Regions from separate parts of the Homo sapiens genome. Here region 2 is linked to region 1. Evidence: chromatin loops called from intact Hi-C (ENCODE). Cell type or tissue: Calu3. All regions are shown on one strand. Links, peaks and the distances in the headings refer to the core of each region. The heading gives the core; the rest is flanking DNA.

The links. Hi-C counts contacts between places; a loop is a spot of excess contacts. Peaks named below come from ENCODE experiments on the same cell type or tissue, not always from the same donor. Only the 100,000 strongest peaks of a DNase experiment are listed, where the experiment ranks them.
Region 2: a loop joins it to region 1, with 12 times the contacts of the local background. A loop is called at or near these places in 72 of 110 quality-filtered maps.

The regions. Positions count from the first base shown.
Region 1 is chr15:57,748,829-57,754,210 of GRCh38, reverse strand. LOC105370834 (a long non-coding RNA gene) reads right to left here. Exons shown (of 6, transcript XR_001751554.3): 4 at 2,765-3,040. Among named protein-coding and RNA genes, the nearest start is that of POLR2M, 45 kb to the right of the region's middle. RefSeq lists enhancers at 1,231-1,827, 2,250-3,002. In Calu3, for the core only: CTCF peaks have their summits at 1,721 and 2,800; a DNase peak (open chromatin) is centred at 2,810.
Region 2 is chr15:58,068,237-58,073,618 of GRCh38, reverse strand. It overlaps ALDH1A2-AS1 (ALDH1A2 antisense RNA 1), which reads right to left. Exons shown (of 3, transcript NR_147215.1): 3 at 914-2,811. Among named protein-coding and RNA genes, the nearest start is that of ALDH1A2, 5.2 kb to the right of the region's middle. In Calu3, for the core only: a CTCF peak has its summit at 2,617 (motif pointing right); a DNase peak (open chromatin) is centred at 2,618.

The DNA of each region.
Region 1 (5,382 bases), core at 91-5,090:
ATGAGGGCTACATCCTCACGCAGTGGAAGAGCAAGCAAGCCCAAAGCTCGCAAAGCCTCTTTTATTCATGAGGGAGGAGCCCTCATGGCCTAATCATCTCCTAAAGGCCCCTCATAACATCACATTAGCAACACCTGAATTTGAGAGGCAACCTAGTCAAGCCAACAGCAACCTCTATCAGATCCCCACCCCCCACCAGACCGGCCCCTACATACTTTCCAACATTTTGCCCCACTATTCGCTTCGTTTGCCCACAGTCCAACCAAAGAAAGGCTCAGCTTCCCTATACATTCCCCAGCAGGGCCCAGCTTCTGTTTGCCTGTGCAATGCCTTCCCATCCCCCCCAGCTCACTCTGCAAATGTCCCACCTCTTTCTTACCGCCTCAGCTCCAGTACTACTTCTACATGAAGTCTTCCCGGCTTCCTCCAACTGGAAGCAACAGCTCCTCCCTTGCTTGTCTCTCCTGAAATAGTGTCCCTTTCTAGCATACCTTCCCGTTTTCTATATATTTGTCCTATTCCTAGGCCCTTCGTGGGAAGACACATTATCTGCTTTACAGCACAGAACCTTGCACCATGGCAGGCTCAAAGATATATAGTAAATTCCCTACTTAATTAGGAAGTAAGCAACATTGTAAGACCATGGACTGTGAGTTGGAGCAAATGATAATAACAATAACCACCACAACAGCAATCATGCCTCTGTTTGTGGAGTCTTTATACCTTATACACACCTTTACCTTCGCAAATATTAACCAGTCAAGTCTCACGAATATCTCTAGGGTGGGCAGCATAAATTCTATTCTCCCCAGTTTGCAGGTTGGTGGTGAGTCTCTGGGAGGCCCAGTGACTTACTTAAGGCACCACAACCAGCCACGGGTAGGGCTGGGCCTGCAATCAGGCCTTCTACATCCAAGTCTGACCTTGTTTCATGACACCATGTTGATAACAACACTCTGGTCCACTCTTGCTTTTTCAATAAGAAACCTACAAGGAGCGTGTATGCACCTGCAGTTCCAGATCCAAACGAGCCTGGGGCACAGGGAGGAGGCAGCCTTCACTGGGAGGTCTCCGCTCAGCCAGGCTCCCGGCACCACGTACCCACTGAGCTTTATTCCCTACCATTGATGTTGCCAGCTCTGGCCCTGGGTCTGAGGAGCAACACTGCTGCAGCCGCCAGCTGGCAACTGCCCAGCACTGGGCAGGACCCATCCTTTGCCCCCTTCCCCGGCTGCCTAAGACACGCATTCGCACTACCTCCATGTACCAAAAAATAAAAATAAAAAATAAAAAATAAAGGGAAAAAGAAAAAGAAAGTCTGGTTTTGCTTAATTTTAATCCTGGAAATGGAGAAACACACTTTGCTTTTGCTTTTGGTTTCTCACCAAAAGGCCGTAGGAGTTTACAGCAGCTGACTCCTACAGGACCCCAGCATTTCCTTAGATGGGCAATCAGAGCGGCCGCCCACTGTGTGCAGAGACACTGGCTCCAGCTCCCCCAACAGGCTCTGCGAGCCCTGCACTCAGTCCTGCAGCGCAGAAGCCTTCTCCGGAGGAAGGCTAGCTCCTCCTGAAGACAGTGGGTGAGACAACACTGCCCATCTGGGAACCCACGGGGCCTCTGGGAAGCCCATGGGGCCCCTCTGCTGTGGATGAACCTGGTGGTGCATTCTTCCCAGGGCCAGGACTAGGGGGAGCAAGTGAGGCACGCTCCTTGGTGTAAAATTGAAGGGGGCACCGAAAAATGCAGTGATCAAGAGACATACCATTTAAATGCAACAGCAAGAAATGAACATTAATGCCAAAAAATAACATGACGAATCAAGGAGCAAACTTCCTCACAGTAAAAAGCCATAAGGAACAGAAGCAAGGTAAATATAATACCCAAGAGCCAATTTAATCTCAAGTAAAGTTTCAGAGCAAAATTTTATATTACTGGGGACAAAAGGGTAGGTACATCAATGGAGACATTCCCACCTTTAGCAGTGCTGACCTTGCTCCTATCATACCTGGGGCTGGGCAGGCAAGAATGGAGGGAGCAGGAAGGGGAGTCAGCTTAGGTAGGAAATGTCATAAGCAAAGCCTGGGTGGACATCACCTCAAAATATTGCTAGGGCACAAATTCAAATAATCCCTTTCATTCTTTTTTTGTTTGTTTGTTTTTGTTTTTGAGACAGAGTCTTGCTGTGTCACCCAGGCTGGACTGCAGTGGTGCAATCTGGGCTCACTGCAACCTCCGCCTCCCAGGCCCAAGTGATTCTCAAACCTCAGCCTCCAGAGCAGCTCAAATCTTCTCTTTCATTCTGATGAGAAAACTCTGCCTTATTCTTTGAGCTTGTGGCAGTTGTCTGTAGTAGCAATCAGAGGGTTAATTGAATATAATGAAGATATAGAGGAGGACACATCAGTTAATTAACTTAGGAGAAAACATTCCCAGGGTTTTGATTTACTTCACAGGAAGAAGCAAAATATTGGACATCTTCTATTATTTCACTCTTGCCTAGAGAGTAAATGTGAGATAAACTTGCCGAAAATTCCAAAAAGGTTGCTATAATCCCTAGCCATCTCAGGGGTGATGTTTTCATTACAGGGAATAAAAGGTTGTCTTTAAAATGCAAACACACCCTGAGTAATCCTCTCAGGAATCTACTTTGAAGCCACTAGATCTTACCATTTTGGTTCTGGGGCTTCTGAAGAAAATTGCAAAGGAAAGAACTAATTCCTTTTTTTTTTTTTTCTTTAATTGGAAAAGTTTTTGAACCAACCTGCTTCCATGATGGGCAGTGAGATGTTTGCTGTGCTGCTGACATCTACTGAGAGACTGTGAAATAGCAGTTCGGGAAGTAAAGGAAATCAAAGCTCCTCTTGAGAAAGCTCTGTCTCTAACAGGTGATGCCATCTGTAGCACATCATCGACCTTTGAGCAAGCACTCATCAATTTCCACAGAATGTCAGGATCCTGGAATGTTCACCCAGGCAGCTTGGAAAAAGGAATGGGGCTGCAGCCATTGTGGGGACAGCAGTCTCCCTTCTAGCACTCTCTGCAAAAGGAAAGGAAACGCTTCTTAGAGCTTGATACCAATTTTCACACTCAGTCCCCTTAGCACCCTTCCAGCTTAGTATTAGTAACTCATTGTACAGATGCAAAAACTCAAATCCACAAATGTCCCGTGGCTTATCTAAAGCTACACAGCTAGAAAGTGTCAGGACGGGAATGAAACACAGAGAGTGACCTGTCTCTGCGCCTGTGCCCTGTCCATACTTTCTGTCCCCAAGAGAGCAACACCATAGATCCAAACCAAAACCCCAAAAAGCCCAACTCTAGGAAATGCACAGGCTCCACTTCACTCCCAGGAGATTCCTATGGATCTATGGAAGAAAATGAGGCAGTGACCGAGGAATTTAAACTCTGGGGTGAAATCATTTCCTCCCAATTATTCTTCGTCTAATGACAAAGATGCACCACTAAAAAAGTGACCTATGCCCTCTAACCTCTGAGAAGATCTGAGTCACATGGCAATTCTATTTGTAACATTACAAGATTATAGAGGCCAGTTTTCCCTTCCTCCTCATTTTCTTCTCCCCCATGACATTTTTAGAAAGTCACATTCATTTATTTTATCATTAGCTATATGCCTTAACCCTGGCCTTCAGTGCAGAGCCTGCTTCACTCTTCTGTAAATTAGCTCATTCCTCTGCAGGTGGACCCCAAATAATCTAGCATGTCTTCCTTCCACACATAGAGGCACCTGTTTGCACACACTTAAAGCTATCCGTCTAAACAGAAAACTGTTTTTGATGTATGTCATTCTGTGGGCAGCTTTTCTATGCCATGACTGCTAACATAAAAGGAGATATGAGCCAAGTTTTGAAAAAAAAAAACTATTATTTCACAGAAAGTGGTTATCAAAATAGTAAAAATAAAAATAAAAATAAAAATTAACTTCATTAAAAATGATGGTATCGGGCCGCAGGGGGGCGGAGGTTCTGCTGGTAGGTCAGCCAGGGAATGAAAATGAGCTAGGGGTGAGAGTACTTTTCTCTATAAGTTGGTTTGGTAAGTTTTGTCTTCTTTTAGAAAGCTGGGTTCCAAAAGGGTAGACAGAGGGCTCATTAAGTAGTTATTTTTTCAGTTACTGGTTTCAACTAATTTTTTGGAACTGATAATGCAGGTACATGGTATAAATTTCAAAAGATACAAAAGACTATACAGTAAAAAGCAAGTCCCTCTCCTACCCTGGACCGTGGCCATTGGGCTCATCTTCCCTGACGCAAGCTTGCCAGCTTTTGTATATCTTTCCCTATATATACCATATATGCACATTTACAGATGTTCTTTTTAGCTTTAACCACATAGCCATATACTATGCACCCTGGTCTACACCATGGTCGTTTCTCTTAACCACATATCTTGGAGATTCTTCATCAACAAGTAGAGTTTAAACAAGTTGGACAAGGCCACCATGGTTCCAAGAGCACCCTGTAACTTTATAAGAAGTCTTTATGAGTGGTTGCCAAAATGAATGTCATCCTGGGGATTACAAGATCTTTTCTCTTTCGAGGCACCACCAAACTATGACCAAGAATGCTCTGGGATTTTTTTCATCCAGGGTTTCTACCTTAATATATTCAATTGGATGACAAATTTCTCTTATACTGGGTGCATTTCTATTTAATTTTCTTCTTCAGTGAACTTAAGAAGAGAGCATCTGGGAATCACGAATTCAATAATGAAGTTTAATTCAAAGTAGACTTGTATGTTTAAAAAAAAAAAAAAGAAAGAAACCACACGCAAGACCATAGTATTCTCTTGCAATGAAGCAGATGCAATGGAAAGAAGATTGAGAAGAGGTGGCTTCAGGGGGCTGTTCTGCAGGAGTCAATACTTGACTATGTCCCTAGGGTTCTCAATGTCCTGGTCTTAGCTCTTTTTCACTCATCTAGGGAATCTGCATTAGAAAGTTTTACTGACACTTTATTAATTTATATGAAAAAGAAAAAAATACGTGTAAATGCAATCAGCATTTCTGACCAGGGACGAACAGATTCTCTATTCTGGTCCCAGCTGATTTGTAAGTGGGGACACACAGCTCTGGTCCCATGATCTAGTCTAGTTAACAATAACTAGTTCTGTGACCTTAGCCAGGTCTAAGAATTTCCAAGTCTAAAATGCTGGTGACTGTCACATCCCCTTGCCTCAACTTCACCATACCTTCTCATCCCAAATTCTTCCACACCACCCTAATTCTCATGAACTTTATACATTTTACTTTCATCAGCAGGTTCTTTTCCTAGAGCAGCTAACAGGGATAGTGGACATCACTCTGCATATGACCAGAGCGCTGGTACCCATCAGATCTGGCCCAGTCTGTGGAGCTGCTTG
Region 2 (5,382 bases), core at 209-5,208, 320 kb before region 1:
TTTTATACTAAAAAATGTCTTCAGATGTGTTTTTTTTTTCTTTGCAATTTTGAATTTCATATTCCTCTACAAGGGCAGGTTTCTCTGGACAGCATATTGACTTTCCTATCTTGGCAGGTCCGTAAAACTCCTTAAGAGCAGTATAGTACTCAGAAATGTTAAAACGGAAAATTCAAGCTATTTAAGTTATAGAACAGACTCTTTCCTTTCTTCAGAGCAGAAAAGTTTCAGTCATTTCAACTGGCAGGCAGATGTTGCCCTAGTGCTGCCTCCATATTCATTAGCCCATAATGAATCTATTAATTGAATATGTAAGTTTGGCTAATTAGATGTAAGACATTACTTCAGATTTAAAGGGTAATAATAAAAAATTTAAACTGCAACACCAGATCAAGCATTTAAGAGTTGATAAATGTGAACTGGAAAGTGCACAATTCCAATATAAATTAGCTAATTGCCTCTGCTAATTTAGGTGAAATACATTAGCAGAAAGGTCAATCCATTTGAGGCTGGATGTGTTTTTCAAATACTAAATTAAAAACAGCAAATCAAAGAGCACTACGAAGTGGAAAGGCACAGAATCCATCTGCCCAATCCAGAGGTTTAGAGTGGATTCAAGTAATCCCACATGGTTAACCTTCTGGGGGTTAAATAGTGGTTCTCAAACCAGGCTGTGCCTTACTAGACATCAGAAAGTTTGTTTAAAATATCAATCCCTTAAGCTCCCTCTTAAACTTATTGAAATCTCTGGAGGCGCGACCAGGCATCCGTATTTTGTAAAGCTCCCTAAATTACAATTGGAACCTGGTTTGAAAACCACCGGTCTATTCCATGACTGTCTGATCCCCTGACTAAACAACAGTAGGTGGCAACACCTCTCTACAGTAGGTGTGTATGCACTAGAAACATGACATAGTGTTATATATAATGCTTTTAATGGAAAAAAAATAAGCTGCCCTTGTTTTCACCTCTATTATCTCTTCTGGCTAGGTCTATACCAAAGGGTATTATACTTGAGATCATATAACTCGAATTTGGGAAGTGGGAGGTAATCTCAGCTCCAAGTATTTGCTTTTAGAAATTCCAGTTTTACAAATTGCTAATTTGGTAGATACCGTCAGTTACCTTTACACTAAAAAATGTCAAAGAAGTTCTTTGTTGGGCTATGTTCTGGAAAATATTCTCTTCATCTTTTGTGACACATGTTCTTCGGAGCACTTAGAAGATTATAAATGCCCATGGGAGGCCCCCCCAAAAATATTTGTGCGTGGGTTGTGTGTGGGTTGTGAATGGGCTGTCCCCTTTTAGACATCCTCTTTCACTCTCATTGTACACTGGATATTCTGACTTCTTTCCTGTCTCATGTGAATATTTTCACAGATTTGGTTACTGTCATTCCACCCTCACTGTGAATTTGAGGGTAGGGATGTGCCACAAACTTCCGTTGGGTTCTTCATAGACTCTTTGTCAATGCTTGGCACATAGTATATGCTCAATGAATATTTGTTCAATTGAACTTAGATGACTGACAGAGAAAAAAAATCCAGGTTTAGGAACTGCAGTCAGGAAAACACAGATGCTCTGAAAGTGGGGTTATACAGCCTGAAGCAAGACCGCTCCTTGCCATTTGGTGGTAGATGTCCAAATTGGGTACCTATTCCAGCCCTAAATGCCTCCCAGTTTTACTCTATGCCTTTCACACAGCAAACCGTTTGGTTGAGACAAAAGAGGCTGCCATGCCTCCTCTGTTGTCAGGACGTCTAAAGTGTTCCTCGTTATCTTTTCAGTGGCCCATTTCAGCATGTAAAAAGAGAGAGACAGTTCACTTAGCCTCATTTTCTAATGAATATAAATACAGATCCCTGCCCCGAATAGTGCCAAAGTTCATGTGAGAATTCCTTATGTCCAAAGATCCTGTGAGTTGAGTGGCTGTATAAGCGCAGATGCACTTGGGGAGGAAGCTTAGGAATCGGAGGGTCCTATGTTAAGTATTAGGCTGATGCCAAAGTAACTGAGGCCTTTGCCACTACTTTTAAATGGCAAAACTCGCAATTACTTTTGCACCAACCTAATAATAACAGGAGTTATTTGTAGAATTGACGGATTTTAGAAGGGTAAAAGGAAAAAGGAAAGCTAAGAAATGTGAAATAAAGAAAAAAGCAGACAACTTAGTTACACGCCAAGTCCTTAACTGAGCGAGAAGAGAAATAAATTCTGGAATCTGTCTATTAATAATTCTTCCTCACCCACAAGATAAAAACAGTAGCTTCCAATCTGAGACACACTCATGCAACTTCCTCTGTGACAGAGTGCTCTGAACACTATGTGAGTGGGACCATAGTGTTCTCAGTATTGCACTTTCTACGGTAAATTTGGCTAAGAAACACTTTTGTTCTTTTCCTGTAAGTCAAAAGAAAGTCCTCCTAAACTAACTAAAATCTAAAATTTGTCTGACTCTAGGAGATTTTTTTTCTCCAGACAAATTCAAATTAAATGATAACATCTCTTAAGGATTTCTCACCAGTATCAGATAAAAATACATTGAATCCAAGCTATTTGAATGGACAATACTCAGTTGCACATACACACCATCAACTGCAGGGGGCGCCAATGCCTTTTCCCTCAGGCCCTTCAGAAAAGGCGGTGCAGCTGGAATTTTAATTTCTTCCTGTCTGTTAAGTGTGATTATTGATGAAGTACTGCGCTCATCCCAGTACCCAAATTGAAGCTTCTCGAACATATACGAAATGGAACTGGGCCTTACAACAAAGGCAAATCTAGTTCCCATGTTTAAAATAGTCTCCGGGGTCCCTGAAAAGTAGAGGGTATATTTTAAAAGAAAAGAACTGTGTTTTGTATCAAAACATAGTTTTTTGAGTCATAACCAATTAGGACTCTACTCCCTGCAACTCCAAATACCTCTTCTCATAGAATATAGTGACCAGAGGCCATATCAAGAAATGAGGAACTTAATATCTAGAGAATTTTTATGGTTAATAAATACCACAGTCTCAGCCTCTTTTCTTCTGGATGTTAGAAGGAAAAGGATAATTAAATGAGAGTTTAGATCTCACATAAAAAGTTAATATACAGGTTAAATAAAAATATAAGTGGATTTATTTTATAGAAGTTTTCATAATGGGTCCCAAATACTTCATTAAGCATTTCTGGATAAAAATATGTAAAGCTCTTTATAAGCTTTTGTTAATAAATTAAATACCATTTCTCTATAAATATATTTTGCATTAAGCTTTCCTGTTAGAGTTTTCAGGAAACATTTCAAATAAAGTGGCCAGGCATATCCCATTTGAGATGAATGAGATCATTAGGAAACACTTATATCTGAAATAAGCACTGAGATCATTCTGCATACAACCTGAGGGCCCTAATTTTTTAAATATTTCAAACAATGTGCCTCTTTCAAATCATTAGATGTAGAGACATTTAAGGAACTGATTCAATTAGCCCAGAAGAGGGGAATGCTATAATGTGTGATTTATTTTTGAAGATAAATTAAAATGCAAGTGTATCTGTTAGGAAAGGTAGGCTGTCATCATGGTTAGTAATGGGAACAGGAAAGCAATTAAGCAGGGCCACCTGAGGCTGAAACAGCCCCTAAACATAGAAACTTGACATTCAAGCTGGACATTCGGTTACTGTCAAAATCAAGTGCATCTTCTTTGAGAGGGATCTTTGAGCTGCATTTAGTTCCCTTCATTGATTTCTAAAGACTAGTTCTCAACTTAACAAATACTTTCCTCCCCTTAACTGCAGCTAACAAGAAACCTAAACTGTTATGGTTTCATAACTTAAAGTCAAACTTCACATAAAGCTGATGCCTTAAAATTACAGCTTTGCATTCTATTATTTAGGTGAGGAAATATGAGGCAAGAATTTATTTTTCTCCTCTGCAACTCCAGGATATTGGCTCCACCAGGCCTAATAAATTGTTTTCATAAGGAAATAAATACAGCATGCTGCAGCTTAGGTTCCCTTATGCAAGGGGTTTCAAACAAGATGTATCCTAAGCAATAAATAATTACAGAATGGGGGGGGTGGGAGGAGAAACACTGTAAAGGTGGGAAAAAAACAGTTTCTTAGCCAAATTGGGGGGAAAAGGCTGAAATTCAAATTGTTAGAAATCTGAAGGTAGTTGACTGTCTTTTTATTTTTAGAGACAGGGTCTCACTCCATCACCCAGGCTGGAGTGCAGTAGCGTGATCATAGCTCACCATAACCTTGAACTCCTGCTTCAAGCGATTCTCCTCTTTCAGCCTCCTGAGTAGCTAGGGCTATAGGAATGCACCACCACGCCTGGATACTTTTTTTTTTTTTTTGGTAGAGGCAGGGTCTTGCTATGTTGTCCAGACTGGTCTTGAACTCCTAGCCTCAAGCAATCCTCCCACCTTGGCCTAATTACGGGTGTAAACCACCGCATCTGGCCAAAGACTGTCTTCTTAACTATTGTGAAATCTGTAGAGGATATGAGAAAACACTAAAACTAGATGATAAAAGAAAGAGAAGAGGAAATAAGAATGTGAGAAGAGGTGTTAAGGCAGCCTTGGAAGTAATAGCCTTGTAAATCTTACAAACTGAAACCAAGAAGATGAACACCAAAGAAGCATTTATAATTCACTGTTCTTTTCCGCTACATCTTGTCCCTACCTTGATTTAAAAAGCTTGAACAACAGCCGGGCATGGTGGCTCATGCCTGTAATCCCAGCACTTTGGGAGTCCGAGGAGGGTGGATCAGTTAAGGTCAAGAGTTCGAGACCAGTCTGGCCAACATGGTGAAACTCCATCTCCACTAAAAATACAAAAATTAGCTAGGCATGGTGGTGAGTGCCTGTAATCCTAGCCATTCAGGAGGCAGAAGCAGGAGAATCGCTTGAACCCAGGAGGCAGAGGTTGCAGTGAGCCGTGATCATGCCATTGCACTCCAGCCTTGGTGACAGTCTCAAAAAAACAAAAAAGGGGGCTTGAACAAAAAGTGGCTGCTGTCACGAGCTGAATATAGACAAAATATATATCTTTTTTGGCCAGATACAGTGGCTGACACCTGTAATCCCAGCACTTTGGGAGGCCGAGGTGGGTGAATCATGAGGTCAGGCATTCGAGATCAGCCTGGCTGACATAGGGAAATCCTGTCTCTATCCAAAACACAAAAAATTAGCTGGGTGTGGTGGCAGATGCCTGTAATCCCAGCTACTCGGGAGGCTGAGGCAGGAGAATCGCTGGAACCTGGGAGGCGGAGGTTGCAGTGAGCCGAGATCACACCATTGCACTCCAGCCTGGATGACAGTGCGAGACTCTGTCTCAAAAAAAAAACACAAAAAAACAAAAAAACACCGATGGGGAAAAGCAAAACGAAGTTTAAGATCA